Regions from separate parts of the Mus musculus genome. Here regions 2 and 3 are each linked to region 1. The links are chromatin loops, found by intact Hi-C in ENCODE. Cell type or tissue: heart. All regions are shown on one strand. Links, peaks and the distances in the headings refer to the core of each region. The heading gives the core; the rest is flanking DNA.

Evidence for each region. Peaks named below come from ENCODE experiments on the same cell type or tissue, not always from the same donor. Only the 100,000 strongest peaks of a DNase experiment are listed, where the experiment ranks them.
Region 2: it touches region 1 in a loop (2.5-fold over the local background); 13 of 42 quality-filtered maps call a loop at or near these places.
Region 3: it touches region 1 in a loop (6-fold over the local background); 13 of 42 quality-filtered maps call a loop at or near these places.

The regions. Positions count from the first base shown.
Region 1 is chr7:67,544,436-67,552,435 of GRCm38, forward strand. It overlaps Lrrc28 (leucine rich repeat containing 28), which reads right to left. Exons shown (of 10, transcript NM_175124.5): 7 at 931-1,033. Among named protein-coding and RNA genes, the nearest start is that of Gm23233, 22 kb to the right of the region's middle. In heart, for the core only: a CTCF peak has its summit at 4,998; a DNase peak (open chromatin) is centred at 5,026; H3K27ac peaks cover 350 bases.
Region 2 is chr7:67,224,478-67,235,299 of GRCm38, forward strand. It overlaps Lysmd4 (LysM, putative peptidoglycan-binding, domain containing 4), which reads left to right. Exons shown (of 3, transcript NM_175215.4): 3 at 1,387-3,991. The coding sequence ends at 1,995. It overlaps Mef2a (myocyte enhancer factor 2A), which reads right to left. Exons shown (of 11, transcript NM_001291195.1): 11 at 6,686-10,751. The coding sequence ends at 10,391. Among named protein-coding and RNA genes, the nearest start is that of Lysmd4, 7.3 kb to the left of the region's middle. In heart, for the core only: a CTCF peak has its summit at 4,606 (motif pointing right); DNase peaks (open chromatin) are centred at 1,794, 4,824, 5,944 and 6,464; H3K27ac peaks cover 668 bases.
Region 3 is chr7:67,238,561-67,249,382 of GRCm38, forward strand. Mef2a (myocyte enhancer factor 2A) reads right to left here. Exons shown (of 11, transcript NM_001291195.1): 9 at 1,754-1,880. Among named protein-coding and RNA genes, the nearest start is that of Lysmd4, 21 kb to the left of the region's middle. In heart, for the core only: CTCF peaks have their summits at 4,772 (motif pointing right) and 5,465 (motif pointing left); no DNase peak of the experiment used is centred there.

The DNA of each region.
Region 1 (8,000 bases), core at 1-8,000:
TATGAGCGACCATGTGGTTGGTAGAAATTGAATTCAGGACCTCTGGAAAAGCAGTCAGTGCTCTTAACTGCTGAGCCCTCTCTCCAGGCCCCCTGCTGCAGAATTCTAAATACTTAAAATCAGTAAAGTCTTAGCTAAGAGCCAGTTACTGCAGCAAATTGTCCTTGCAATAATGTTCCAAAGAAGAAAATCTTTTAACTTAATGCCAATTCCTCTAGAGTTATTAGAGTTTATAATGGTATGTGTGGTGTACTGGCTGGTTTTGTGTGTCAACTTGACACAAGCTGGAGTTATCATAGAAAGAGGAGCCTCCCTTGAGGAAATGTCTCCATGAGTTCCAGCTGTTAGGCATTTTCTCAATTAGTGATCATGGGGGGAGGGCCCATTGTGGGTGGTGTCATGCCTGGGCTGGTAGTCTTGGGTTCTATAAGAAAGCAAGCTGAGCAAGCCAGGGGAAGCAAGCCAGCAAGCAGCATTCCATGGCCTCTGCATCAGCTCCTGCCTCCAAATTCCTGGCCTGTGTGAGTTCCTGTCCTGACTTCCTTGGTGATGAACAGCAGTGTGGAAGTGTAAGCTGAATAGACCCTTTCCTCCCCAACTGCTTCTTGGTCCTGATGGAATGGAAACCCTGACTAAGACATGTGGCATGAAACCCTCATGCTCTAGACTTAAATACACACAACTGGTCAATAAAGGCAAAAGTAGAGCTCTCTCTATAGCAAAAAAAGAAGAAAAATGCACGTACTCTTTAGACTGCAAAGTAATAACTCATGGACTGCCCATGGCTTACTAGCTGACACTAACATACAATCTTCTGAATTATTTGCCTCGTATTCTTAGTTCATAAAGGTATTTGGCCAAAGGCAAACCTAAGTAGAACTTCCCAACCCCGTTCGTCTATCTGTAAGCACGCACTGGAGGCAGCCTTACCCGTTGCAGCCGATGACTTTGTTGTAGAGGTATGAGGGCAGGCCCTTCAGCTGGATGTTGTTATCCACATACACGTACTGCAGTTCTCGGGAGCGACCTAAATCTGATCACAGAGAGCGGTGCTGTTAACCACTGTAGGAATTAACCATTATAATAGGGAGGACATTGTAATGCATGACATCATAAATAACCCCAACGCTCTATTTTTAAAAAAAAAAAAAAAAAGAATGCATGATTCTGAGTGTAGACTTACGGCAGTTGTAATACTGACTTTGTGTCGGGAAACATGGTGTAGAAAACTTAACCCAAACTTTGACTTTTAAACTGGAAGATGAAATTGTCAGTAGTAGAATATTTAATTTCTTCTTACATATAACTTCCTTGACATTTTACAGACAACTTCAACTGTCCTGCTATAGGGCCCCTTCTGGTCCATAGAAAATGTTATACAAAGTAAGGTGACAGGTCAGCTTAAACATATTTTGTCCCCATGCCTTACAACTTGATTTTATACAAGCCAGTGGTGGTCTGTGCCTTTAATCCAGCACTTAGGAGGCAGAGGCAGGTGGATCTCCCAAGTTTGAGGCCAGCCTGGCCTATAGAGTGAGTTCCAGGATAACCAAAGTTACACAGAGAAATCCTGTCTCCACAAAAATTTGCCCAATAATTGAAACACTGCCCACAATTTTACCACAGATCTTGTTAGCAAACACCCCATAGTTATGAAATGTAATGGTGATTTTTCTATCATCCTGTTTTTTTCTGGCTATACTTACTAACTGGAACTTCTATTTAAAGAAGAGTCATCCTTTAAAAACACTCTCATACTAGTATAAATTATAGACCTCTCTACTGTAAAGAATAAAGACCCAATGCTACTATTATTTTGTCCTGTTGCACAAATGCTTCCATCTTGGCAATTAGGAATGATTGTGTGCTTGCTCTAAGTTCTTTTAACAAGTCCTCATGCTTTTCTGATCATTTCAAGACTTTCTGGCATTGTGGCTCAGCTCACAATCTCTCTGCCGAAGCCCTAAGTTAACCACTTCTCCAAAGCATCCTACTTCCTCTTTTTGAAGAAACCTATCTATGAGCCAGGTGTGTCTATTACTACTGAGAGATCACGCGGAGACCTTGGGGCCTGGGAAGTGTGCATGCACGCTGACCCTCGCAGACACACATCTCAGTTGCTGGACATGTTTTCAGCATGAGCTCTGAGGAGTGAGCCTGTGAGCTCAGACTCTCTGGCACTGCCAGTGTTCCTTCAGAGAGTATGTCAATCTCAAGTCCCACCAGCACTGTGAGAGAGCAGCCTCTCACCCACAAGAAGCAATTCATATCATACTTCTAAATCTTTGCTAATTATGGCTAAGAAACAGAATCTCAGGATTATTTACATTGTAATTTTCTAATTTTGTGTAAGCAAACAATTAAAAAGTGTATTTCTGTAAACCCTCCATTCCCCATTTTCTATCAGGCTCTTGAAATTTATCTTTTTCTTTATCTTTTTCTTTTTTTAGGGAAACCTCCACATCTCTGATACATATTACAAATATTTTCTTTTAGCTTGTCAGTTGTCATTTGACTTTGTTGATAAGTGTTTTCTGATTTATAAAAAATTGTAAACCAACTTCCCACCCTTCCCGTGTTAGGAAAGTTAAGACTAAACTGCACGGTGTCCTCAAGACCTTCTTGAACAGCTAGCAAGGCCATGTTTCAGTAAAACAAATGCCAAAATCCAGACAATTAAAAGGTTTTAACACAAGTTAACCAAGCTCTTCCTCCTGCCTCTGCCTCTCTCAGGATTAGTGGGGTTCCCTTTTCTCTCCTCCCCTCCCTGCTTTCTCGTTCCTTTTGTATTTATATTCATAATCCAGTTGGAATTCATTCTTATGTCTAGCATAAAATACTTTAGCATTCACCATTTATGTTTAGCCAATAATTTATTTTTCCATTTCTGAAAATTTTTTGCTTACCTTTTATACCAGAAAGAAAAAAGAAAGATCTCTAAGATGGCTTAGTAGGTGAAGGTGCTGCCAAGTCAGACGTCCCCAGTGTCACCCTCAGGACCCACACAGGAGGAGAGAACCAACTCCTGCTAGTTTTTCTCTGACCTCCACACGTGTACCATGACACATGCCCTCAGAACACTGCACATGAATAATAATAACCTCTAAGATTATCAAGAGGAAAAACTATCACCAAGTACTCAGATCCCAGACTTCCTATCTGCTGCTAAATCAAGCTGCAAACACAGAAAACAACACAATGAGAGAGAAGCACTAATGCAGAAAGCCCAGTGGCTGTGACATCGCACCATTGCTCAGGACTGTTTGTACCTCAACAAGCTCTATGGGAAAGGGCACAACACCGCCTGGTCCCCAGCTGTATCAGGTGTAAGGAGCATAGGAAAAGAATCACGTTTAATATGTAGCATAGATTTAAAGGAATAAAATATGTATGTACCAAAAAACTGAAAACTGCTCTCTTAGTGAACCACAAAATTTTACATTTACAAAACAGGTGAGGAAAAATATTAACTAATCAATATCACATTCCAGTAACAACAGAAAAGGCCTCAGAAATCCACTAAAATACCTGTTTTCTCACAATTTCTATGACAAAGGCTTTTAAACACAAGCGGAAATTTATGGAGTTTAAGACATAGAAAACTTTTAAAATAAAAACTTCATTAATAAATTATAAATGGGCTACTCACAAGTACCACATGAGTTTAATTCTAGTACTTGGGAGGCAGAGGCAGGTGGATTTCTAAGAGTTCGAGGCCAACATGAGCACGTTCTCAAAAATACAACTCCAAAATGCTAAATGGTCTATAGTCTCATATGTGCCTTTCTGAGCCCCCAAGTAGCTCAAGGAAGTCAAAGCGGAGGAGGTCCTGGCTTGGACTGGAGCCGCAGTAAGGCACAGAGCAAATTAATAATTAGGAAAGGAGAGTAGATTAGAGTCAGACAGCTTGGGCTTGAACCTTCATTCTTCTGCTTACTAGATACGTGGCCTTAGGATCTCATCGGTGTAATGGGGGAACTAAAACTATCTCCTAAGTTTGGGAAGAATGGCTAGGTTTATAAATGTGTGACGCAGGATTCTTGGAACAGAGCCTTCTCTAGTATATGACAGGTATTATTTTCATTATTATTAGTAAGTGACACACTGGGAAGTGTGGCCAATTAACAGAGAACTTTCTTTGGCATGCAGCAAGGGTACCAACCCTTTTCTATCCTTTAATTGCAAGGAACGAGCTGGAGGCTACGGCCTCTGGAGATGATGATTCATCCCTTCAAGCCAAGGACACAAAATGGGACACGACAGAGGAAGCACTTCTCTGCTCTAATATACCACAAAAGCCTCTGTGCAAATTAGATGAGGTGCCATGCAGACATCACACCACAAAGTTAAATACATACCGACACTTGCTACTTCTCCTTACACGCCTCCTCTCCTTGCTTTATGGGGAAAGATGACTAGTTAATGACTCAGAAATACTATTTGGCTACATTTCATCTTAGGGGGATCTGGCTGGCACTCCCAGAGCACTTTCGAATTCATTACATGTGCCCTAGCAGTATATACTATCTTGTGCTATAGCTGAATCAGCTGTGTTAAAGCCTATTACATGTTAATGCCACTTAATATTTCCAAGTAGTACAATCTGAGGAGGGAGGGAATGCAGGAAAGGGAGGGAAGAAAGAGGGAGAGAGGAAGAGAGGGAGAGGGAGCAAGCAATGACCTGCTCTTAGTGTGTTTGGAGTCAGGACTGCGACTGCATCCTGGCTTCCCACAGGGTAGCTGGTTCCTGCTTCCCTGATTCAGTCTCTTCCTTTGCTGTATGATAAGGATGACAATGTAATAGCTCACGGATTTGTGACTTCATGAAGCTGGTGTATATGGGGCCAAGCTTGATCGCACAGTAACAGGTGCTCAGCACACCCTGACCATTTATCTTGCTCTTCTGAGTGTAAAGAGATCAGAAAAGGAGTGTAGATCCTGAGGAGAGCCCGGCGGCTGTTTTAGCTGACACAGCACAGCCTGCTGGTCAGGGTGAGAAAGCTCCTTGTTTGGCAAGGTCCCAGCTGAGAGAGCTAGGCTCTGGCTGCCTCAGGAAAGCACGCTTTTAGCCAGCCAGAATATAGTCTGCTGCCAAAACTCCCAAGCCCAGAGGACTAGCAGTTTAAATAAATGAGCCTGAAATACGAGAATCTGCTGCATGGAAAAGCTTTGAGTCTTTTTTTATATTGTTTTACCCAGACTAACCTGAAATTCACTAAGCAGCTCAGGCTGGTGACAACTCATGACAATTCTCCTGCTTCAGCCCCTCAACTGCTAGGATTATAGTTATGAGCCCCTGTGTTTGGTTCTTACATTCTCTCTCTCATATATATACATATATATGTATATATATGTATATATGTATATATATGTGTGTGTATATATGTACATATATGTATATACACACACCTATATGAATGTAAATAAATAACACTACATATATGTTGTTTAGATTATTTAAGTGTATGAAGTTTATGTATGCATTTGTACCATGTCATGCCTGTTCTTATGGAGATCAGAAGACGGCATTGGATTCCCTGGAAGTTTATGAGTCACAGATGGCTATGAACCACTACATGGGTGCTGAGAATTGGATCCAGATCCTCTGCAAGAGCATAAGTGCTCTAAGCCATTGTACCATCACTCTGGCCCCTGGTTTCTTCGTACGTAATACAGAAACTCTTCACTAAATGATAGACTTTAGAAGAGACTACTTACCTACTAGTCAGTAAAGGTTTATTTTCTTCTGATTAATATTATTTACTTATATTATTTCACCAATACTACATGCTAAATAAAGATCATAAAAGAACATTCAAAAAACAAACAGAAAACCCTTCTTCTACCCAGGAAGCAGAAGCAGGTTGATCTCTCAGTTTAAGGCCAGACTGGTCAACATGGTGAGTTCTTGGACAACCAGGGCCATGCAAAGAGACCTTGTCTCAAAAAACTAAAATCAAACACATATCCACAAACAAATAGCAACAAAAGGGCCTTGTAAAAAAGGCTCAGTATGTGAAACTTGCAAAGCACAGAGCTATTTGTCTGCCTGTCCAGGTTTGAAAGCCACCAGTGACTGTTCAGGAGGCTATTTTCTTTGTTTTCTGGAGAGAGGGTTTCTCTGTTGTAGCCCAGGTTGGCCTGAAACTCACAGAAAGTTGCCTCCTCCTGCTTCTTGAATCCTCGGATTAAGACATGCATCAATTAAAAAATTGGATGTTTTCTTTATTTACATTTCAAATGTCATCCCCTTTCCCTGTTTCCCCTCTGCAAACCCCCATCCCATGCCCCTTCCCCTGCTTCTATGAGGATGCTCCCTGCTTACCCCCCCCCCCCCCGCCCCAACTTCTGCCTCCGGGCTCTAGCATTCCCCTATACTGGGGCATCAAGACTTCATAGGACCAAGGGCCTCTCTTCCCATTGATGTCCGACAAGGCCATCCTTTGCTACATATGCAGCTGGAGCCACTGGTCCTTCCATGTGTACTCTTTGGTTGGTGGTTTAGTCCCTGGGAGCTCTGGGGGATTTGGTTGGTTGATATTGTTGGTCCTCCTATGGGGTTGCAAACCCCTTCAGCAACATCAGTTCTTCCCCTAACTCCTCCATTGGGTTCCCTTGCCCAGTCTGATGGTTGGCTGCAAGTATTTGCCTCTGTATTGGTCAGGCTCTGGCAGAGCCTCTCAGGAGACAGTTATATCAGGCTCCTGTCAGCAAGCATTTCTTGGCATCAGCAATAGTGACTGGGTTTGATGTCTGCATATAGGATGGATCCCTGAGTGGGACAGTCCCTGGGTGGCCTTTCCTTCAGTCTCTGTTCCACTCTTTGGACCTGTACTTCTGGATTAATATTTTGGAGATGGGTGGCCCCCAACTGGGGGGCTGTGCCTAACCTCTGGATATGTTCTCTGCAGGTCCTCTCTCCCCTTTGTTGGGTTACTTTTAAAGGAATTGCACCACACCTCAAGTAGTTCCTTCTTTTACAGCCTCACAGACCAAGTGTGGGGCTTAGAAATCAGCAAAGGCTGGGAGTCCTCTACAAACCTCAGTTCTTCTTTTTATCAACACCAGGGCTCTGGCATATGCAGTCCACATGGCTGTAGGAACAAGACGCTCCTATGTGTTCCGGCTATTGCTCTCTTAATCACACAGTGTGAGCAAGCACAGAGTGATACATGCCAGAACAGAACAGGATCTGTGTTTATTACATCCTGACTAGTATAAGGTCCATTTACTTATCAAAAGATGAATAACAAAGTCTCTTAAACAAAGAGATGGGGCTAACAGAAACTGAAGCATCAAAGGAACACATCAAAACTGCCTGCTCAGAATGCTCTATCCATGTCAAGCCAACCATCACAGTTCAGTAAGTTGGATGCCCAGTACAAGAAAACACAGGAGGCCCACACAACAAATTCAGACTAATTCACAGACCATTCCAAAATGACTTTCAAAATTAAGTCAAATCACCTATATAACTCCCTAAATAACAAAGACACTTCAGCCACTTTTCTAGAACAATGAATTTCCTTTAGATGCTAACTTCTTTGAGCACAGACAGATCCATGCACCAGACCCCATTACATCGTTTACATAACCATAGTTATTCTGATGTATTCAATGTTTACAAAATAACATTTCAGGCTAGGCAAGATGGCTCAATGGGTAAAGCAGCCTGATAATCGGGATTGAATCCAGGATCCAACATGGTAAAAGAGCACCAACTCCAGCATGTTGTCCTTGGACTATGCATCTGTGTACATGCATGCACACATGCATGTGCACATGCACACACGGAGATGAATTAACCAAACACTTTCACAGTGGGTTCTCTAATCAGATGCTCCCTACTCTGTAGAACTAAGCGACTGTTGGAGTCAGGCTTCCTTGCTATTGGTTTGAACAGTTTGAATAGTCACACTCCAGGATCTCTAGTTCTCTTACACAGGTCAAGTCACAGAAACCAGGGCTAGTGACTGTGCAGGGTGTTTTGAGGCACAAAA
Region 2 (10,822 bases), core at 1,162-9,161, 320 kb before region 1:
CTATATACATGCTATATACATGCTGTATACATGCTATATACATGCTATATAGTACATGCTATAATCATGCTATATACTGGCAGAAGCTTTCACCAAGCTTGCATCAGCTACACAATTAAAAAACAAACAAACAACTTTACCTCCTAAAAATTGTCTGTGGTTTATCTAAAAAGATCCAAATGAGCAAAAAGACTGTGTGGGTGTGGGAGTCTTTCCCAAATAGAGGCTCGTCTCCAGGGACACATAGCATCTTAACATTGCACTGGCCTTTGCATTTGGGTGTTATAATCTGCTTCTCTAGGCATAACATATGCTTTATAGACCATGGACAAAAAACAAACAAACAAACAAAAAACCTTCCCAACAAAGTCTTGAAAGATAGACTTACTGTTCATGTCATGTCAGAATGACAGTCCCTAAGAAACCCAGAGTGGGTATTTAGTGTCTCCAGTAAGTAGTCCAGTTCCTATGGGAGGAGAATACATGTGCTGTTCATGTAGTACACAAAGAATGGAAGCTGTCAAGCTCCTCCTGTTTGTTGGTTTCAGAGCAAGAGAGAAGCGTCCTATAAGCCGGTTGAGTAAGACTCTAAAGTGGCTGCTGAGTAAAGCGATCGCACACACGATGGACTTGCACCGTCAGCTCCGTGGGCCGTACTTACACTTAGAGAAGTTTTTCCCAAGTAGCGTGAGGGGAATTTAAAATTTGGCTTCCCATTCCTCCTTTTCTGTTAGAAGTTTTGTGTTACTTGATAAAAATCCACAGTCACAGTCCCACAACCTTAGTCTGGAGAAAACAAACAAAAAAACAAAACAAAAAAACCAACTCAACCCGAAACTCCTGGCTGGTGGCTGATTGCCTAGCTCACTTCTCATGAGAGGTTTCATCTCCCCAAACTGAATTAACTTCTAACCGGGGAATAAGTTCCTGTGCCTGCCCTGCTTCTGGGAAAGTGTGAGGGAGCATTGTGAGGAAGCTCTCAGGTGGCAGAGACCCCACGTGTGCCCAGAGCCAGCTTGGGCTTTGGTGAGCTTGTCTGGTCACTTGCTCAGCTGGGTCTGGTGTGAGATGGGGACACTGAGTTAGACAGGAAGGGTGACAGTGTTGGTTCTGTTTCACCTGAAGCTTTGGCTGTAGTCACAACACCCTCCAAAGGTGATCAGAAATTGTTTAAAGTAGAGCAGTTGGTTTCTAAACTATTCATTAAGGGGTAAAAACCAAAGACCAGAGAATCAAAAGCCTTAGTCACTTAGCTGAAATGAAGCTGTCTGTGGGTGTGCTTTCAAGCTTTCATGGGCGTCTCCACTGGAGCCCCAACAAGCAAAGGTCTCAGCTGGGTACTGGTTTTAAGGAGCATCGCATGTTTATAATGCATGGCTTCCGTAGGTTGCAGATATCAAGAAAGCAAACAACTTCATCAGAGAGCAAGACCTGTATGCTTTGAAGTCAATCAAGATTCCAGTGAGAAATCATGGGATTCTCACGGAGACCCACCAAGAACTAATGCCCCTTGGGGCTTCATCCTCTGAGACCAGGGTGACCCTGGTAGACCTGCCTGAAGATGAAGATGCTGGTGGAGCAACCACTCAGGGCAACCAGCTGACAGACTTCTTCAAGGGCATTGATGAGAACATTGAGCGGGCTGTGCATTCTGACGTCTTCCACGGTGACAGCTGCTGTGTGGAGGCCCCAGATCAGCTGCTGCTCCCCATAACCCAGAAGCCAGTAGCCGATGGTGCCGACTGTGGGATTCAGTGGTGGAATGCCGTCTTCCTTATGCTTCTCATTGGGATCGTATTGCCAGTGTTCTATCTCGTCTACTTCAAAATACAGGCCACCGGGGAGCCCTCAAATGGCTTGAACGCAACTGTTGTCCCCAATGGCTCGATGACACTGAGCCCAGTTCCAGGGCAGGCTCCCAGGTTGGCAATCCCAGTGCCTACCCTCCCCGCTTCAGACAGCCAGGTCAGCCCTACCACCCAGGCAGGGGCCTAAGCGCATTGTTTCCTAGAGTTGGCAGACTTTGGCAGTTGGCCCTTGTGTAACTGTCACCAGCTGTTTGCATTTCGCTTCCTGAGATGTGTGGACACCATGGCAATCTGGATGGTCTAGACTGAGGAATAGCTTGGCCTAACTCAAGGATGCAGGAGCCCAGACATCCACCATCCCAGCAAGAGAGACATTTATATGAAACTCACAGCTCTTGAAGACATGTAGGGGCCGGCTGTGAGTTCCTGTGCAGCACTCTGTGCAGGCTCCTAAGTAGAATGTGACAAAGGTTCTGCACTATTGCTGCCCCCAGTGTTGAATAGGGTTTCAATGGTGGGCTCAGAGACATGCTCTGTGTCTAGATCAAGGTGCTATATAGTATGTCACTGAGTTTGTCAGTTGACAGCCTGACATGTTATGTTTGCCTCTTCACTTGGCCCCACTGAGGCAGTGCTTCAGAAATGAGAACCTGAAATCCAAACCGCCACCCTCTAATTTAAGCTCTACCCCCAGAGTCACCCTAAGAGCATCTCTGTGGTGGTGGCTCCCTGGGTTCCCCAGTTGGCATCTGGGAAGCAGCTGGTATTGGCGAATGGTTTGAAGGGACTACATCCACCATTAAGCTTCTGTCACATGGACCTTTGAAGCAAACTGGTTGCCATGCCAGCCCAGCATTGTTAATAACAGTGAGTCCCACCCCACCCTGATCATGTGCGCCCAAAGCAGAGTTCTCCCACTGCCTCCTTGACTCATCTATTCTTTGGGTCCTTAGAGTAAACTTGCACATGCTGTGTCTCAGTGTGAAAACCAGACACAATGTCAGTCAGCCGTCTTTTACTGTAACAAAATCATCTCCAGTGGGAAAGGTTTATCTTGGCTCATGGTTTCAATCCATGGCCTGATTTGGGGCTGGGTGGCTGGGGGCTATGGTAAGAACACCATGAAGGAGAGTGTGGTAAAGCAGATTGTTCATGTGGCAGGGAGAGAGAAGGGGAGAGGAGCTTGGGCGCAGGCATCACCTTCAGAGTTCTGCCTGCAGTGGCCTGACTTCCTCCCACTGGGTCCCATTTCTTAAAGGACCCATTCCTTCCCAACACTGAGATGAGGACCAAGCCTTTAAGATACTATCCAAACCCCACCAAGGTAACTCTGGCTCCGAAAGGCTGGAGAGAGAGATGTAGGAGGGTACAAAATGCTCAGGGTTTCCTCAGCCACTCCCTGAGAGCAGTTGGCCATCAGTCCTGTTAGGGATGTTGGGGGGAGGGCTAAGTCAGCCTGCCTTGTCACAGCAGGGGCAGGCAGAGGTGGCTGGGAGCTCAGCCTGGGGAGGACAGGCTAGCAGGCTTCTGGGATGGTTAGCAACTTGACACATAGGCCTAGAAATCTGACCAGAGGAGCAGGACCTTACTTGAGCTGGGCCTCCTGTCTGAAAAACAACCCACCCAGGGTGCAGATAGCAAATTTAAATCATCTTCAGAATTGAGTATTTTGAGGCAGAAAATGAACCCATGAATCTTGGTACAATAAACATCTTGATTATGTAAGTGATTTCTATCTGGATGCTCAAAGACCGTTGTGGCTGTGAAGTTTCTCTTAAATGTTATCATTAACTTCATCAGGCAGGGCTCAGAGTCCCGTAGGGAAATGATTCTTTTGGCAGACAGAGAATGTCTATATTTTTTCTATCTTCTGTCTCAAGTGTTGGGGACTTATTACCACCTGTATATAGCCCTGCGTGGGTTCCTAAGTAAAAGGTGACAAGGGATCTGCAGTGTCAGGGCTCCTGAGGTTGGATGAGGTCAAATGACTATCACAGTGTCCCTGCCTGCTGAGGGCAGGGGTGGGCTTGGCTCAGAGATTTGTGTTCTGTGTCTAGGCAGACCATGGTGCTATGCAATAGTATCAGTATGTCACTGAGTTTTAGACATGTTACAGTTTTAACTTGTATTTCTGTATTTTTCTCAAGTGGAATAAAACAATTTCTTCTGTGAAGGAAACATGATTCTCCCTCTTTTCATATTATGTGGATATTGGTAACAGAGTGAAAGCTGAGAAAGGGACAGCATTAGAGTAGCTGACAGGAGCCTCGACCACCTGCTGAGCCTGGGCAGGTTGCCGCAGGCTCTTGCTGTGCACATCCTTATGTGGCCAGGGAAGGACAGATTAAGTGGTAAACAGTGCATTCTGGCCCACTGACCTACATAATATGTTTCATAATTCAGGTAGATCTGTGAAAGACATACATACTATGGAGTTCATTTTCTGTTCTCTGGGGTGCTTTTAAAATGATTTTTAAAGTTTTAAAATTAATGCGTGTTAATTCCGGTGCCCTTGAAGCTCCGGTGAGAGTGTAGGACCAACTGGAGCTGGAGTTCTAGGCGGCTGTGAGCTGCCTGATACTGGTGCTGACTACCCTGGGGTCCTTAACAAGAGTACTGATTGGTACTCCTAACAATGTAGTCATCTCTCCAGTCTCCAACAAAGAGAATGTTTTAAAGAATAACTTACCATCTTTTTGTTTGGGCAAAGTGCCCTAATTGAAGGAATCTTGGTATTGGTGTGGTGATTTTATACGAGGGAGACAAGGCCCCAGGCTGGGCTGTACACTGCATGCCTGACCAGCAGGGGGCAGACAGGGGGGAAAGAGGCACTGAAGTTTATGGATTTGACAATAATATGGGATGGATTGGGCTCTGGGCCATACTCAACCTTGTAGAGAAAGCTCAAAGTTACACAAAGATGGCTGCAGCTAGGAGCCAAATACACTATATATCCTGTGGTGTTTGTTGTGCAATGGGTGCCATGGGAAGGCAAGCCTTTTGTACAGGGTAGGCCTTGACTGTCACATTACAGTTAGAAAGCTAAGGGCCCGCAGCTGAGTAATCTGGTCTTGGCAGCCTCAGAGCTGCGTTCTTCCGGTTCTGTGGCCATACTGCGCTGCTACCCACCAGGCTGCTGCTGGTAGTGGCCTGATAGAGGTGCTGATGGCTCTGCCTCCTTAGTGCTACCACCTCACACCTGGCTGCATCTGGTTATTTTAAGGTACAATTTCATTGCCCTGAATAAGGAGCATGGGCTACTTTTTATCTGTATTCCATCTATCCACATATACCCTAGCTCTTCAGAATATTTAGAGGTGATGTGATAACCAGCCAGGGCCCTTGTCCCCTGCCCTCAGGTGCTGATAAGCTAGGAGGCAGTGTGATGAAGGCTCTGGCCTCAAGAGAGGTTCCCTAGATGAGCTGAAGGAACACTTCCTTAGCTGACACCAGGAAGGGCAGTGGGAGTCAGTGAGACATCAGGCAGATGCTTTTAGGAAATGCTCTTCAGTGTGATCAGAGGACTAGAGGGTGGAACATTGGGGCTGTGAGTAGCTGGTGACCCAGTATGTAGGGAGTGTAAATGGTATTATGGGAAAAGGTTGCTGGAATGGTTGGGGCCAGGTGCACAACAACCTGAGTTTTACATTTAAGGGTTTGGCATTATTTCAGGAAAATAAGAAGTGATTCATGATGGCAAGGGGAGGCGGACACCACTGAACCAAGCGTCCTTCCTTAGTCTCCCCATTATTCCTAGTTCTTTTGTCTTAGATCCGTGAATTCATATAGTTTCATTTGATTTGGAAAATTGCCATCATTGTTAAATTTCAATTCCTAAATGCTAAGTGGGGAAACCTACTATTCAAGTTACCTCCAAAATACTTGACCAATTACAAAGACAGCACTTTACAGAGAAGCCTAGAAGGAACCTTCACCCTGTGAAAGGACAGCCATCTGTAGTGAGATACACTGACACCATCAATTCCAGAACCAGCTAGGACACATCACTTTGGGCTCTTCACCTAAATATAGACCCTCATCCCAATCCCTGTCGGACTCATCCGCAGCTAAGTGGTGTTCAGCTGGACAGGTGGCTGGGGTGGGCTGCAGCCTTCCAGCTGGCACGCAGCTTGGAAAATCACTTTCTTGGCTGGTGCCACTCAGACACACAATCAGCTTAAAACCAAGATAAAGGTTTAGAGCCAGGCACCCATGGGAGCTGACTAGGAACTCAAAGTGAATTGATATTAAGTAGCTGCAGCTGTGATTAGAATATTTTTAGCCACAGGACTCAAACAGCTTTCAAAACCTGCTAATAACAGCCCCATTATAGCCAGCAAGCAAAACCAGTGCAAAAAATTAACTTGATTTGACACCAAGAATCTGCTTAGCTAGGAGCTGGCTCACATGGCAAAGGAGAGGAAGAGGACTTTTAAAAACAAAAACATAAAACTGTGGGTTTGGATAACTGGAGCTTGATCTGAAAGTGGGAGGGATCTGCTGGTGTGCTGTAACAGTCATCTCTGCAAAACACAACTCCAAAGTCACATCGGCCTCTTGCTCGACCTCAGTGCTGTGTATGTGATCCTGGTAAAACTCATTTCACACTACAACCCTTAAAGGTAAATGGGAACAGGACAGGAAGTGCTAACGCCTGTGCCCTCACACTTGAGGCTCTTCTCCATGAGTAGTTCTTGGTGACCCCCTGGATTTAACTGAGCTGCAGCACAGCCAGGCTGATTCTGGGGAACAAATGGCTGGCTGCTTCCTACAGGCTCCAGGGCTGTCTAGATGCCACAGGGTGGAACTGGGGAGCAGGGATGCCTGGTGGCCATGCCAGAACCTGTTTTCCCCAGGCAAACATGACAGAGTCTGGATGTATGGTCAAAGCCAGGCCATCTTTACTGGAGTGAGTGCAGGAGACAAATAGCTTACAACAACCTCAAGCATTGTCTTAACCATTTGATAAAAACTTCACTATAATATTTATTGTATAATGAAGAAAAAACAACACATTCAGGGAAAAATTGAGATTAACTTATTTTTCTTAAAAGGTTCATCTCAAGGATGGCAACAAAGTCCAGCTTGTGCCGCCAAACGGTTTTACATGATCAAACCGAGTACAGCTTCTTTGTGTGAACTGTTGACTACAAACATTTACCAAATACATAAATCTCTTTTAAAAAAGCCATTTTAAATATAGCAAAGCAGTGTCTTCTTGCACAGCAAAGTGAAGAAAGTTTCTACAGAGAAATAAAAGTTTTACATTTGTAAAGTTCTTTTCACATTCTAATCATCTAGCTTTTTATGATCCAATGCCAGGAGTTTTCAGGTTCCGTATTTACTATGTATTTCTTGTGCGCATGATGGTTAATACAGAAATTATGTTAATACATTAGTCGTCTTTACAGTTGAAAGGAAATGGTGAAACATGTATTGTTCTTTTAGAACAAACCCCTGATTTAGTTTTGTAACACAATGGATGTAATTAGGGCTCAAAGGATGGAGTTTTGACTGGGACCACCTGTGTTGACACAGCGGTGACACTCACTCTCAGTATAGAACCACTTAGAGTCCTGAGGGAACTTCCCATGTCCAGTGCAACTTAAGCTTTTTTTGTTTTTCTTTTTAATAATAAAATATGTTATCTGAAGGGAGAAAACTTTCCTGTGATGGTGTCTTATACAAAACACATGAGTCTCAAAGGGTAAGAAAAGTCAGTTTAAAGCAACACTGTCAGTGTCCTCCCTGCTCTAGGCTGGCTTCCACTGAGAGCCGTGGATGTGGATGTGTTCACACATGAGCATCTGGGTGAAGGATGTCAGACCCATACGCTCCAGATCACACTGGGCATATGGGGGAAGATTAACAGTCAGATATTCAGTTCCTGAAAACGGAATACATTGTGACTTGGTCAGTGTAATTTAAATACAAACTCCGAGCCTCGTGTAATATTCCTTTAGAAAACAGTAGTTGTCCTGATTACAAACCTGCATAGAAAGAAAGACTATTGAGATACAGTCAGAAAAGCCATCGCATAAGGCACACAAGAAAATAGACAGTAAATGTGAATGTGTTAACTCCTATTCCAGTATACAGCAGAAGTTCATGAACATGCATAAATAATGATGAAAGGGTCACTTAATACTTTCAAAGCTATAAATGGTTTACAAAGTGGTAAGGGTTATCTTGGACATTCAGTGTTGGGAGACTGTCTTGTTTTAGTCAGGTCTGACCTTATGAAGAACGTGCCTGTAAGTCAATTCCGTACATCTCAGAAAGCAAGCCTACTCTTTTCTGAGTAAGAGCCGAGTGTTGAGACCACAGAGAGGAGAGCAAACATCACCCCACTTTTTTGGCTTCTGCTAACACGTGCTAGCCAACGGTCAGTGAGGCGCTCTCCGCTGCACAGCCTGTGCCCGCTCGCTCGCCACGGTGTGTGTGCCTAATACCTGTGTGCCGGGCAGGAAGGCTGGCGATGAGTTGTCAGGACAGCAGATGAGGAAACATCAAAAGGAGCAGAATTTAGGGAAGTCGGGGGGGGGAAAGCAAAATGGAAGTAAAAACTGCAGGTAGCTGCTCAACATTGTTCAATATAAAATAGCAGCCATTTTTAAACCCTTTAATTTTCAGGAAAAGGAGTATTTAAAAATCTAGGATAAAAGATATACAGGACTTTGAATTTTGTTCATGGCACAAGCCCAGTAAACGGATCAACTTGCCATCACCAACGAGCTGTCTCCCTGTAAGAGTAAGGCCTTGTTCAAAATCCAAGCTGAGGGTGGCACCAGTTTCCGTCAGGACACCGAGAATCGTGTCGAGGGTTTGCACCATAAGAGAGCTGTTCCCTGCACGCCCGTGCCTTCCTGCGCACGCACGGACGCTAAAGCCCTCCTGGATTTTGTAACCAGCTGCGTCATTCTATCTTTAGAGTCAAGGAGAAAAAGATCCCTTTCCCTACAGATATTTTTCTAATTATTTACCACTTATAAAACCTTTGTGCTCATCTACTATTCTGCCATTTTCTCTAATATTAGTTAAATTAGGTCATCTTTCTACCATTTTTCCCCCACAAAAGGCAGGTTTTAAATAACGCCTTATAAAATCTGTTACAACACATTTTATATTTATGCAGGATGGACTTAACACCAATTTCTTGCCACTTTGCTATTTATGTACACATATAAAATATATAATGATGCTCACCCCATACAGCACAAAGCTCACAACAGAACATCACACATTCACCACCAGTGAGGGGAACCCTTTACACAGGCCTCTGAAAAGCTGGGCTGATAATTAAAATCCAAAGTACAGTATATTAACAAAATAGTAAATATTAAACAGTGAATACTCTACTTAAGGACTTCGCCTTTCCCCCCAAATTGGCGGCAATCCACAAAAATATACTTTTTAATCTGGTGACCATACAATACATAGGTACTTACATCAAAGGTGATAATATATTTAAGATGCTATATACACAAAGAGTTTGGCTCAACTTTTAATTTACATATAGAATAATAAGTGTTCATGGCTTTTTTTTTCCAAGGTTCTGCTTGCAAGATATTTTTGTTTTTTCTCCCCTCTTAAAATAAAACTAAAAAGTTAAAACAAGATAAAGCTATTCTTTAAAAAAAAGTTACAACATACAGCTTTGGCTTATATAAATAATTCAGCAGAATGTGTTCAAAAGTAGTGGATATAATTTTATATATAGTCATCAATTCATTAAGGGTGTTTTCTTTCTTATAAAATATACATGACCTAAAATCAGTTTCTTTAATTTTTAAAGATATGAATGTAAAAGAAACTTCTGACATATTCCAATTATAACTTAATATATTAATTTTATTTTGTTAATGCTCTATATTTCTAGGCTAGTATTTCTGAATATTTCATGCGTGTTTTCTATTCTCTCTTTTTAATAGCTAAAAATCACTTCTTTGACCCAATACATTTTTTTTGCACGTGCAAAACAGTTATGTGTGGGGCTTTTTGTTTATTGTTTGTTTGTTTAATATCAACAGCCCTTTCCCATGCACCCCTTTGCAATAGACCCATGCCAAGTTGGGTTATTAATATAAATGACATTTTATGTACAGTATTGCTTTCTTGGTTCCTGCTTTTCTACTGCTCTGTTCTACAAAGCATTTTGTTTTCTGAAGTAACTACAGTCACCGCACAGTTAAATAAAACAAATAGGGGGCCCCCTAGGTTTCTGCAGGCTAATGTGGAAGAATTATATATGGGTACACGTTTCTCTGCAAAAACTTTATCTTACGAAACAAGTAGTCCAAGGAAGTGCCAGACTGGTCTGTTTCTACAGGGTGCTTTGTCTGCCATGTGGACACACATCTGCAGACCTACAAGGAGTTTGCAGTAAGTGCCTGATTTTGTGTATGCAACACACACCCACACATACACACACACTCACACCAACATACATATATATATGTAAAGGGATATATATGTATGCATGTACATATAAATATATTGAACTCATGTCCTTATTCACCAATTTAAGATATGTAGGGCAGTTCACTGCAGTAACACAAAGAACAAACATGAACCAGGAAGCCTTAGGTCACCCATGTGTCCATCCTCATGCGTTTTACAGAAGGGCTTTCTCTGTCCTCAGTATTTGGAGGTCGGCCAAGCACAATTGGAGAATGGAAGTCACCCCGTGGATCCTCCCGGTCACTGCCATCATAGGAGCTGCTGGAGCTGCTCAGACTGTCCACAGGGGAGCGCCCCATTTCCTGCCGGGGTTGGGGCTGTGGAGGTTGTGGCGGTGGCTGCTGTTGTGGCTGCTGCTGCTGCTGTTGGAAGCCTGATGGGGTCATTCTATCACGGGGAGGTGAAATTGGCTCTGACTTAATGTTGATGTTCTGGTTGGTGTTAATGGACAAATTTGAACCCTGAGATAACTGCCCTCCAGCCCTGTAGAGAAACAACAGAGGTGAGATGGTTTGGCAGCACATCTGTTTAACTCATATACAAAGCTCAGGAAA
Region 3 (10,822 bases), core at 1,073-9,072, 300 kb before region 1:
CAAGCTCCCTTCTTGCCTATCTTCTCAACCTCAGAGTACAAACTAGAAAGTCTAACAGTGCAGGACTTTTCCTACATATGCTTACCAGCTAAGATGTGTCTGCTCCTCATCTGGCAAAAAGATATGCCCTTAACTCAAAATCTCTTATGCAGCAAGGGATTGATGGGCTCTAATTGGATTTCTAGAAGTGTTTAAGCTCTGGCCTCTTCTGGAATTAGTTCTGTGCAAGACAAACAATGGGCTACAATTCATAGGCTACTAAGCACCTGACAGACTGGAGCAGTGTGTTTTTTCACACAGGTACTTGGGACGGTAAAGGTCATCCCCAGGCTTTGTCAACAAGACTATTACAAGTTATTTGAAAACTCTGGAATTAAAGTGCCAATCAAAGGTATAAACTGTCCCTCCAGGAGCTTCACAGAGCAGTTTTAGTACTGATGCCAAAGCATTTACTCTGAAGTCTAAAATTAGGTGATCTCTACCACAGTCCACTTATGAGCGTCATAAAGAAGTCACTTCCTTGCACTGCAGTCTTCTGATGGCAGACAAGGTGTTATTTCTTTCTTTCCCAGAGCCAGGTGTTTGGCTCAATTGGGGAGAAAGTGAAACTGCTTGTTCTTCCTGCCTGTCTTAGAATGGTAAACCCACAGGGAACCCTCTGCACACCAGTTCTCCATAGGGGCCATCTGGTTAAGCCAGCAGTATCCCTCCCCCTTCACTGTGACGCCCCCCCCCGCCGTGTGTGTGTGTGTGTGTGTGTGTGTGTGTGTGTGTGTGTGTGTGTGTGTGTTTCAAGACAGGGGGTTGGAGGGTGTTCGCTGTGTAGCCCTGGCTGTTTTGGAACTCATTCTGTAGACCAGGCTGGCCTCAAACTCAGAGATCTGCCTGCCTCTACCCCACTCCCCACCCTAAGTGCTGCAATAAAAGGTGTGTGCCACCACTGTCCACCTACTCCTAAACTTTCTTAACAGCCTTCTGTCTTAAGAATATTTTAAGACCAAAAGTCTGAAACAAAAATACCAAAACGAATGAAAACCTCTTCTTAGCAGCAGATTGACTGGCTATGGGGAGAAACAAGAGCTCATTCTCCTCCACAGGGTCTAATAACACAGACCAAGCCAGTAGCTACAGGAAAAAACACATCTTGCCTGCCACACTGAAGTACCTTCCATACCCCTAGGAGACCTCAACCCTTTCCCAAAGCAGGTTTATAGCATACAGACAAAACAATCTGATTTCAAAGTTGAGGAAGAAAAAGATAGTGTGCAATAAAAGACTTTATAAAAATACCTGGGCAATTTGCCTCCTCCCTTCCTTGGCCACACTTGACAATAGCTACTTGCTTCTTTCTTAAGAAGCAGTGAAAGGTCTGACATGGTGGCACACACCTTTAATTGCAGGACTTGAGAAGCAGGGGAAGGCTTTTGAGACCAGTCTAGCCTACAAAGTGAGTTCTAGGACAGCCAAGGCTACACAGAGGCCCCGTCTCAACCCCCCTTTGCTCCCCCCCAACCCCCGCCGCCAAAATCAACCCCCGCCGCCAAAATAAAAGTAGTAAAAGTTCATGTTGGAGAAATAACTTACTTCATTCTATTATCAACTCATTTTATGTAACTTTTTAAAGGCTTAGCACTTTAAAAATATACATTTAAACTTGAAACAAAAACCCAGAGCTATATTCTTAATAAGCATGTACCCCTTGTTTAGAAAGCAGCAAGAACAGAGTCCAGGAAAAGGCCCAGAGATGGCTCACCAGTGTTGTAGGCTGTCGGCATTGCTGAGTACACTAGTCCCTGTGGAGGCAAGCTCGGAGTTGTCACAGACACTACAGGCGTGGCAAGAGGTTGAGTGGCTTGAGAACTGCTTATCCTTTGGGCATTCTGTGAGAGATCAGAGAACAGATTAAGTGTAATTATGTGGTATTTATGTTCAGACTAAAGATTTTAAAAATAACTTTCAATTTAAATGTGACACTTCACAGTTTTATGTGAATGTCATTATTTCTTGAAACAGTGATATGAGATCCTTAAAGATATTAATGAGAATAACTAAATATTTAAGAGATCTATCTTTGTATTAATTATTCATTTCCCCTTTAAGATTACAGCATATTAATCCCAGATGCATGTCTTAAAATAGAAACTTACCTTATGGGTGATAACACTTTTGTGTGATAACTTAATGAGGACTTGATATCATTACAAGTATTGTCAAGCTACATTAAATGAAGTCTATTTATGTTTTAAATGGTTGATGGCAGCAAAAGTAATTTGTATACATGAGATTATAAATGTAAGAGTACAGGAACAAAACTACGTCCTTTTCAGTCCTTCTATACTAATGCTTTAGGCTGTGGCTTATCCCATGTAGCTGGTTTCCCTCCTGCTCACCCTGCAGGTGATCCAGGTTTTAACAGCACACTCAGATCTGTATCATTCTGGCCTTCCAGTTTTCTGAAAGGAAAGGCTCTAAGTTTTTTAATAATGTACTTTTGAAAAGGCTACTAAATACTGACTGACTGTATTAATAGTATCAGCATAATTGTATCTTAGCCAGGTTGGGAATAAATTAAAATGTTGACAACCCCACCCACCCCACCCCTTTCTCCTTTTCCTTTTGTCCCCTTTCCCCTAGAAGGTCTATGTAGCCCTGGCTGATTGGGAACATCAATCTGCTATGTAGATCAGCCTTGCCTTGAACACACAGAGATCCCGCTGCCTCTGACTCCTGATGGCTGGGATTTAAGAACTGCCTATTCCTGGCAAAAAAAAAAAAAGTCAACTCTTCAATGATGAAGCTACATTAGGATAGCCCCTGTCTTCCATGTGTAGGGGGTATGGCAGAATAATTTTTCCCTTCACACTGACCTAAAGTTGACTTTTTCCAGGATCAAGTATCAGAGAACAGAAGAGACTCCACAGTTTGTATACAAGAAGCTAAAGGATAACTATAATTTGTTTTTACAAATAGTTAGAGCCTAATGACTGACAGTTTTGGGGGTCTGTGTCAGAGCTCAGGAGTCCAAATGAGACTGCATTTTCTCTTGAACTGTTTTCAGAAAGCACTGGAATGAATGAAGGCCTCTGGCTAATATGAGTGCCTGACGGGTGATGGTCTTTTGAGGATCTGGACTCCAGCTTCTCTCAGGTCAGTTTGTATTTCCTACACATCTTCTCACAGGGCATCTGAAAACCATATGATGTACTGGTATGACTGGAGTCTTAATTACTGATTCACCTCTAAGCCTGGAGAACATCACTTTACTTCTCTGAACCCTTTAATTTGTTACAAAAGAAAGACAGACATGTTTGTCATGTCTGGTTTTCAGTGCTCCTGCTGATAATTGAAGAGGTATATTAGAAATGAACCCAAGACAGCATTTTTTACTGTCCCCAGACTTTCTGTAGTTAAAACTTTATATTATTGGTGTCATTGGTGACTTAAACAGACAAATATATTTATATTCCTTTTGATTCACAGCCATCCCACTAAATCTGTAATGAGATAAAATTATTCTAGAAGTGCAAGGCTTAGAACAGAGTCACTGTGGCCTCACTCTTGCTAGGGAAGTCCTCAACACAGGCGCAGGAGCTGGCTCCTTTCTTTCACTTCACTTTGGATCAGAGCCATCAACAAATGTTTAGGGCACAGAATGCCTTGCGTAACTTCCTGAATTCCAGGGAACTGCGTTTCTGATTCTTCCCTGCATTCTGAACTGATTTCATTTTTAGATGCTGAATTAGCTTAAACTTTTTTAAAGAACAATTTTTTATTAGATATTTTCTTCATTTACAATTCAAATGCTATCCCAAAAGTCCCCTATACCCTCCCAACCCCCTGCCCTGCCCTCCAACCCACCCACTCCCACTTCCTGGCCCTGGCATTACCCTGTACTGAGGCATATAAAGTTTGCACGACCAAGGGGCCTCTCTTCCCAATGATGTCCGACTAGGCCATTTTCTGCTACACATGCAGCTAGAGACACGAGCTCAGGGTGTACTGGTTAGTTCATATTGTTGTTCCACCTATAGGGCTGCAGACCCCTTCAGCTCCTTGGGTACTTTCTCTAGATCCTCCATTGGGGGCCCTGTTTTCCATCCAATAGCTGACTGTGAGCATCCACTTCTGTATTTGCCAGGCACTGGCATAGCCTCACAAGAGACAGCTATATTAGGGTCATGTCAGCAAAATCTTGCTGGCATATGCAATAGTGTCTGCATTTGGTGGCTGATTATGGTATGGATGCCCCGGGTGGGGCAGTCGCAGTCTCTGGATGCTCCTTCCTTCCTTCCGTCTCAGCTCCAAACTTTGTCTCTGTAACTCCTTCCATGGGTGTTTATGAAGTTGTAAAGAGTGTGATTGACTACACTTTTTAGCGATCTTTCTTATCTTCATGATTTCTACATTTCAACACACTCAGAAACTATCTCTGAGATTCTGCAGTTAAGTGTCATTTTAAGGAAGGCAAAGTCACACAGTGTCACACATTGGTATGACAGGTGGAGAAACAGTTCAGGCTCAGCACTGAGTCAACAATTTCAATGAGTTTTTGAGGGAGAGACTTAATCTGGTCTCAAATAAAACTAGGTAAAAATAGTGTTCAGATGGTTCTGTGTAGGCTATCCCTACTCTGGGCTTTTTAGAGTTGCATCTTCATGGCAACTTCTTGGTATGACTTCAAAGACTGTAGAAATAATGACCCTCCATACTTGGTCTGCCCACCAGCTAGATCCCTGCAAGCAGTGTGTTCCGTGAGTAAGTGACTTTCAGAACCACTAGAGGGCAACACAGTGATAGATAATTAAAGCATTTAGGACAATAATTTAAGGGTAAAGAGCAGGGTCTAGTAAAAGATGAATTATTTCAGTTTGAACCATAATGCAACCATTAGTGGCATCCTTAACTCAAGAATTTCCCCCCAAAGATATTCATTGTATAATCTAGCATCACATTTATAGCTAATCAGTGAGTATATTTCATATACCAATCCAAAAATGAGCAAGCACAGAACAAATAAAAGATCATCTCTTATTTTAAGGATAAAGAACAAAGAAACTTATTTGAAAAGAAACTGTTAAAAACACACCAGCATGCATAAACATGTCATCATAAGGAAATGAAAATAGTGGGTGCCTTTACACCCCATGCTCACATGCACTCCTAACCCCTGCCCATGCTAACACTGGAACACTCACAAGTTTTTATTCCCTTTAAATCGGAGTCATCTAATTAGACTTGGAATGCATATGATGACATCTGTTGAGTTTGGGTTTTAGTTCCCAACATAGAGGTAAGTTATTTTTAGTCAAGTTTTTTTTCCACAGGAAAAAAACAACATAAAATATGTTTTGGATAAACAGGTAAGAGCTGCTTTTAAAGACTCAAACATTCCTCGTAAGAAGCAAATGTGTGTGTGTTCAATCACAGCCACTTCTTTTTGTAAACAGGGAACCCCCTTGTGGTTCCGACTGCCTCATGCAGGATGAGATAATCAACTCTGAAAAAGGTGACCTCACCAAAAATGATGTAATCTTTTTGAAAGAAAGAAACATAACACAAGATTCTGTGTTACGATCTCAGGGACTCTGAGGGTGAAGTCATTTTCTAAAAACACTTTAATAATTTCGAAAGCCACATAAGGTATTTTGTGTACTTCCTTAGCAAAAAAAGCTTAAGTATCTTGTGTTCATGGATAGCTATTGTTTTTACAAGTTACTTCAATATGTCTTCTCCTTTACCCATCAAATAAAAGGGACCAATATATACAGCAATAAACATAAACATAACTAGGATCAGTAGTGCCAGTAGGTGGATTTCTTGATTAAAAAATGTTTGGATAGTGGAAAACAAATAGAAAAATATCTTTGTAACAAAGGAACAAAGGTTAAATAAGAACATTTAAAATAATTAGTACTATTTATATATTTTTCAACTCTGTTCAAGCAGGAAACCACACTCACCAACTCCAATTCCTCTTCCTCCGACTGTACTCAGCACATAAGAGGGATAAGAGAGTTAACTAAGACTGTTGGAACTTGCAACAAGATCTTTCTTTAGAAAAACATGGCATTTGGATTCTAGTAGCTGTTTGCAACTTTACAGAGGTTCTATACATATCAAACGATGCATATAGTACTTGCCTCTACATTATAGTTGCTTTTTCAAAATAAAGGAAAATTCTTTTAAATTCTCTAGCCAATGATTTAAAGCCCCATCCTGTCCCTTAATCCCACCTCCTCTTACATGGGTCTCTCCTACACACAGCATTGCTTCTGAGACACTTCCAAGTTTAACACTGTGCACATATACATTTAATCCCTGCATAGCTACCCCATCTGGCCAGACAGTTTGTATACATGCCTGTCTACTACCAGACTCTATTGTTAGAAAACTGCTGTGTGTTTTATTTTCCCAGTGGCCAACACATTATAAGACACAGTAAGTGTTTACTAATAAATGCTATAGTTTTGAGTAATAATATATGTTTACCATTTGCAAATAACAGTGTTCCCATGAATAAAACTATCTTAGTGGGGTAAAGCCTTGCATATGACAAAGAAGAGACTGGAAGGGAACTGTTAAACTTTAAAAACAGTAAAAATGAATAAGACAGGTTTTCTCCTTTTAAGTGGTTATGAAATACTTCTATGCTAGAAACAGTCTGCTCATTGATATTTCCTATTTCACTTGAGTAAGTCAAGTTTCTTCCAATTTGTGAAGTGTCCTAAGCCTCACTGGTTTCTCTGCAAATGAATAAACTGATCATTTACTCAACAAAACAAGCACTCAGCGTACAAGTAGGCAAATATAGTTCAGCTGCTCACTTAAACATATCATTTTGTTATCTCCAATTTACAAGACAGATGTCAAAATAATATCAAACTCTTGCTGTATGTAAAATACAGTGTAACTTTACAGAGATAAGGGTATAAATAGCTTATATGACAGTTTTAATTTTCCATGGGGTTCATGGTTTTGTCTTTTTTTTCTGTGACTAGATATGATTTTATTAAGCAGTTTTCAAAGTCCCAAGTAGTTGGGTCTTTCTAACACACATTTCAGTGCCTTAAGTGACTTTGTTTTTTTTTTTTTAAAGAAAGCTCCTAGCAGGTACTGCCTACCTGCAAGGTGCTCAAGGAGCCACTTTAGTGGCTGCTCTTTTCAGGCATACTTCTTTGTTATACACATTTGTGTTTTAACTATCTTACTCCACAGCACTCAGAGAGCTCCTCTACACATCTTACCCGGCTTTCTGAGGTTAACACCCCCCAAAAACTGTTGAGGCTAGGAATTCCATTTGTAAAGCTTTGCACCTCACTTAGATCCCACCAGCCTTGGTGGGCTGAAGGACGGGCATTGCTGAAAGAATACCCGACTGCACGTGTATTCTTTTTGTTTTACTCTTAGTGGTGTTATGCCAGTTACCTTAACTAAGGTAACGTCCTCCAGGATTCTCCACTCTAAAAGCACAATTTCCCCTTTATAAATAACACATGTTTGGGTACAGGAAACTTGATAGTGTGTAAGTGGTTCACTTTAGATGTTTGCCATTACCTGCAGCATTTACTTACTGACGTGCTTAGAACAGTTAGGGCCCTACTATGCTATTATAAAGCTGTTTCCTAATCTTTTGTTTTGTTTTGTTTTGAAGACAGAGCTTCTCTGTGTTCTCCTGGAACTGGACCAAACTTTTTAGACCAAGCTGGCCCTGACCCTGAGTTCAAGATCTGCCTGCCTCTGCTTCCTGAGTGCTGGGATTAAAGGCGTGCTTTAAGGTCCAGCTTTACTATTCTTAAAATTCTTCTAAATTAAATCTGTTATCTAAGGAGGAGGTGTTACCAGTTCCTTATTTATTGAATCATATTTGTATGATGGAATCAGCATTCCTTTTTCCTTGGGTTATAACCTCAAATTACTGTAATTTAAAATTTTCTAGTTTTGGCAAACTGGGATTTTTGTTTTGTTTTTTGTTTTTTTGAAAGAATGGTCCCTGGGACCTTTCAATAATACATCCTTATTCCCTGGCTCCTCTGGCTTATTTGTGCTTCCCTACAACCCACCACTTCCCCAAGGAGCCCTTAGCCTCTGAATTAGATAATGGTATTTAGATATCACAATCAGAGAGAGCACCAGGTACACTCAGCGACTAGATGAAATTACTCAAGGAATTCTTAACAGACAGAACTAGAAAGTACATGAGGATTTCTGTGTCTAGACAGTCCATGAAGAAACCGGCTTATAGGTATTTTTGTTTACAATGCCTTATTCTGGTTTTGTATTAAGATAGATGCTGCCTAATAAAATGAGGGAGAAGTGCTCTCTTTTTTTTTCCTTTCTGAGATAGTGATGAGTTGCTATTAATTCTTCCTTAAATGTTTGATAATTTGGTAGTGAAACCATCTAGAGCTGGAATTTCTATTTTGGAAGATTTTAAAAAGAAAAATACAACTTCCTTATTTAGCACTTAGGTGAGCTGAGTAATTTCCTGGTAGTCTGTATCTTGGGACAGGACTGCCTGTGCCATCTCCTTTCTGCAGCCTTTGCATTTTGCTCCCCTCCCAGCCTTGGTATTTAGAACCTATGTCTCTGTCTTTGGTCAGCATGGCTAGAAAAATGATCAATTAAATTAATCTGGAAAGAAAAAACAAGTTCTTTTTCAGTTTGACTCTTTGACTCTACTCTTTTTCCATTTTAAAGTTCCTGCTACTTTTTTTTCTTTTACTGCTCTGGGTTAAATTTTCTCTTCTTTCTCAAAGTAAAAGCTATGGTGACTAACTTGGGACCTTCTTTTCATCCTTATCAATAATTTTATTTATTCTCCGTGTGTGCATTCACAGGTGTGTATGTGTGCAGGTTAAAGGTCAATGTCCAGGAGTCAGTTCTCTCTTCCTACCCTGTGAGTTCCTAGGATTGAAGTCAGGCTGTCAACTTTGGGAGCAGGTGACTTTGCTTGCTGTGCTGGTATAGTGTGATGTCGATTTGATGCAAGATAAAGTCACCCGGGAGGAAAGAATCTCAATGGAGAAAACGCCTCCATAACTTCAGGCTAGTCAAACCTGGAGAGGATTTTCAACATTAGTGATTGATGGGGTAAGGACCCAATCCATTGTGGGTGGTGCCATCTCTGCATTAGTGGTCCTGGGTTTTAGAAGAAAGCAGGATGAGCAGGCCATGGGAAGCAAGCCAGTAAGCAGCACTACTCCGCAGCTTCTGCATCAGCTCCTGCTTCCAGGTTCCTGGCCAACTTGAGTTCCTGTCCTGACTTCCTTTGATGATGACCTGTGATATGGAACTTTAAGTCAAATAAATCCTTTCTTTTCCAACTTGATTTTTGGTCACAGCAATGGAAACCCTAACGAAGACACCTGCTAAACCACCTGGCAACCCCTGACATTTCTTTTTCTCTAATACAAGCACTTAATGCTTAAACAGCTTCTCCAGCAACGGTCTTGATGGCCCTCAACACTTTGGAATTTTGTATTTGCGGTTTCAGTTAGTTATGGGCATTTAAACAGTTATTTATTTAATTATGTGTGACTATGGACATGAATATGGCCTGTGGGGCCAGAACAGAGCATCAGATCCCTTGGAGATGTAGGCCCTGATAGTTGAATATGGCTTTCCACTAGATGTAGGAGATGTAGGTCCTGATAGTTGAATATGGCTTTCCACTAGAGCAAGAAGTACTCTTGACCTGACTACTAGCTATATGTACTGCTAAATTTCCCTTGATATTTTCTTCTGAGGCCCGCAGATTATTTAAAAGTGTGAGGCTCAGGGATCATAACAAACGAGGGAACAGAAAGACTGGAGGTAAGGCTGGAGGTGGTGGATGACTGCGAGCAGAGTGTTTTCTGGGTACAACAGAGCAGTTGTACCTGTTACCTCTCTCTCAGTGACTAGGTGCAATGTATAAGCCCACGCAAGCTCAAGCTAGACAGAATTCCAGCATGGAGTTGGGAGAAGTGGACACAAAGTCCCAGCCCTAGCTGAGAAGCTATTGGCTGCTAAGAGATGGAGAGTCAGTTTCCTTTAACGTTATGATCCCTAGTAGGCCATACTAGAGGACAGTTTCCACAATGACACCACAAAGGGACTCTGTAAATTTTGTTTTGTTTTTAAAAAAGAAGACACAAATTTGGGTGGGTAGGAGGATATCTAGATGTAGTTGTGGGAGTGAATTCATCAAAATACACTGAATAAATTTTTTAAATAACTAATGAAAATATTATTTTTAAAGGTAAATTTATGGTTATATTTCTACATTAAGATACCTTTCTGAGACTGATTTCTACTGATTATGGACAGAGTCAGTTCTTATAAATTTGCTAAGTTTTATTTTATGAAACATAATGGTCTATTTTGATGAAATGTTCCTTAAGTATCTCTTAAGTTAATATAAAAATGACACTGCCTACCTTTCTAAACTAGTAACTCCAAGTTAATTTGAAAAAACATCAAACAAACATTAACTGAAGGACATTTTATAGAACATGTGAGCAGTGTTCCTCAAAAATGCTAAGGTCACTTAAGCCAAGTCTTAGAAACTCTCATGGCCTAGAAGAATTGAAGAAGACAAGATTAATAAATGAAATATGCTATAAAACATAGTGGCTCTGGCATGAAGAAAGATGAAGTTTAAAACTTAGGAAATGTATGTGAATATGAACTTTAGTTAGTAAAAATTTATAATACTGGGTCATTAATGTTAATAGCTGTCATAGTAATATAAACTGTTAAAGAAATTGTATATGAAGTATAAGGGAACCTTATGATTTTAGTAATCTTTCCAATGAATCAAAAGCTATTCTAAAGTAAAAGG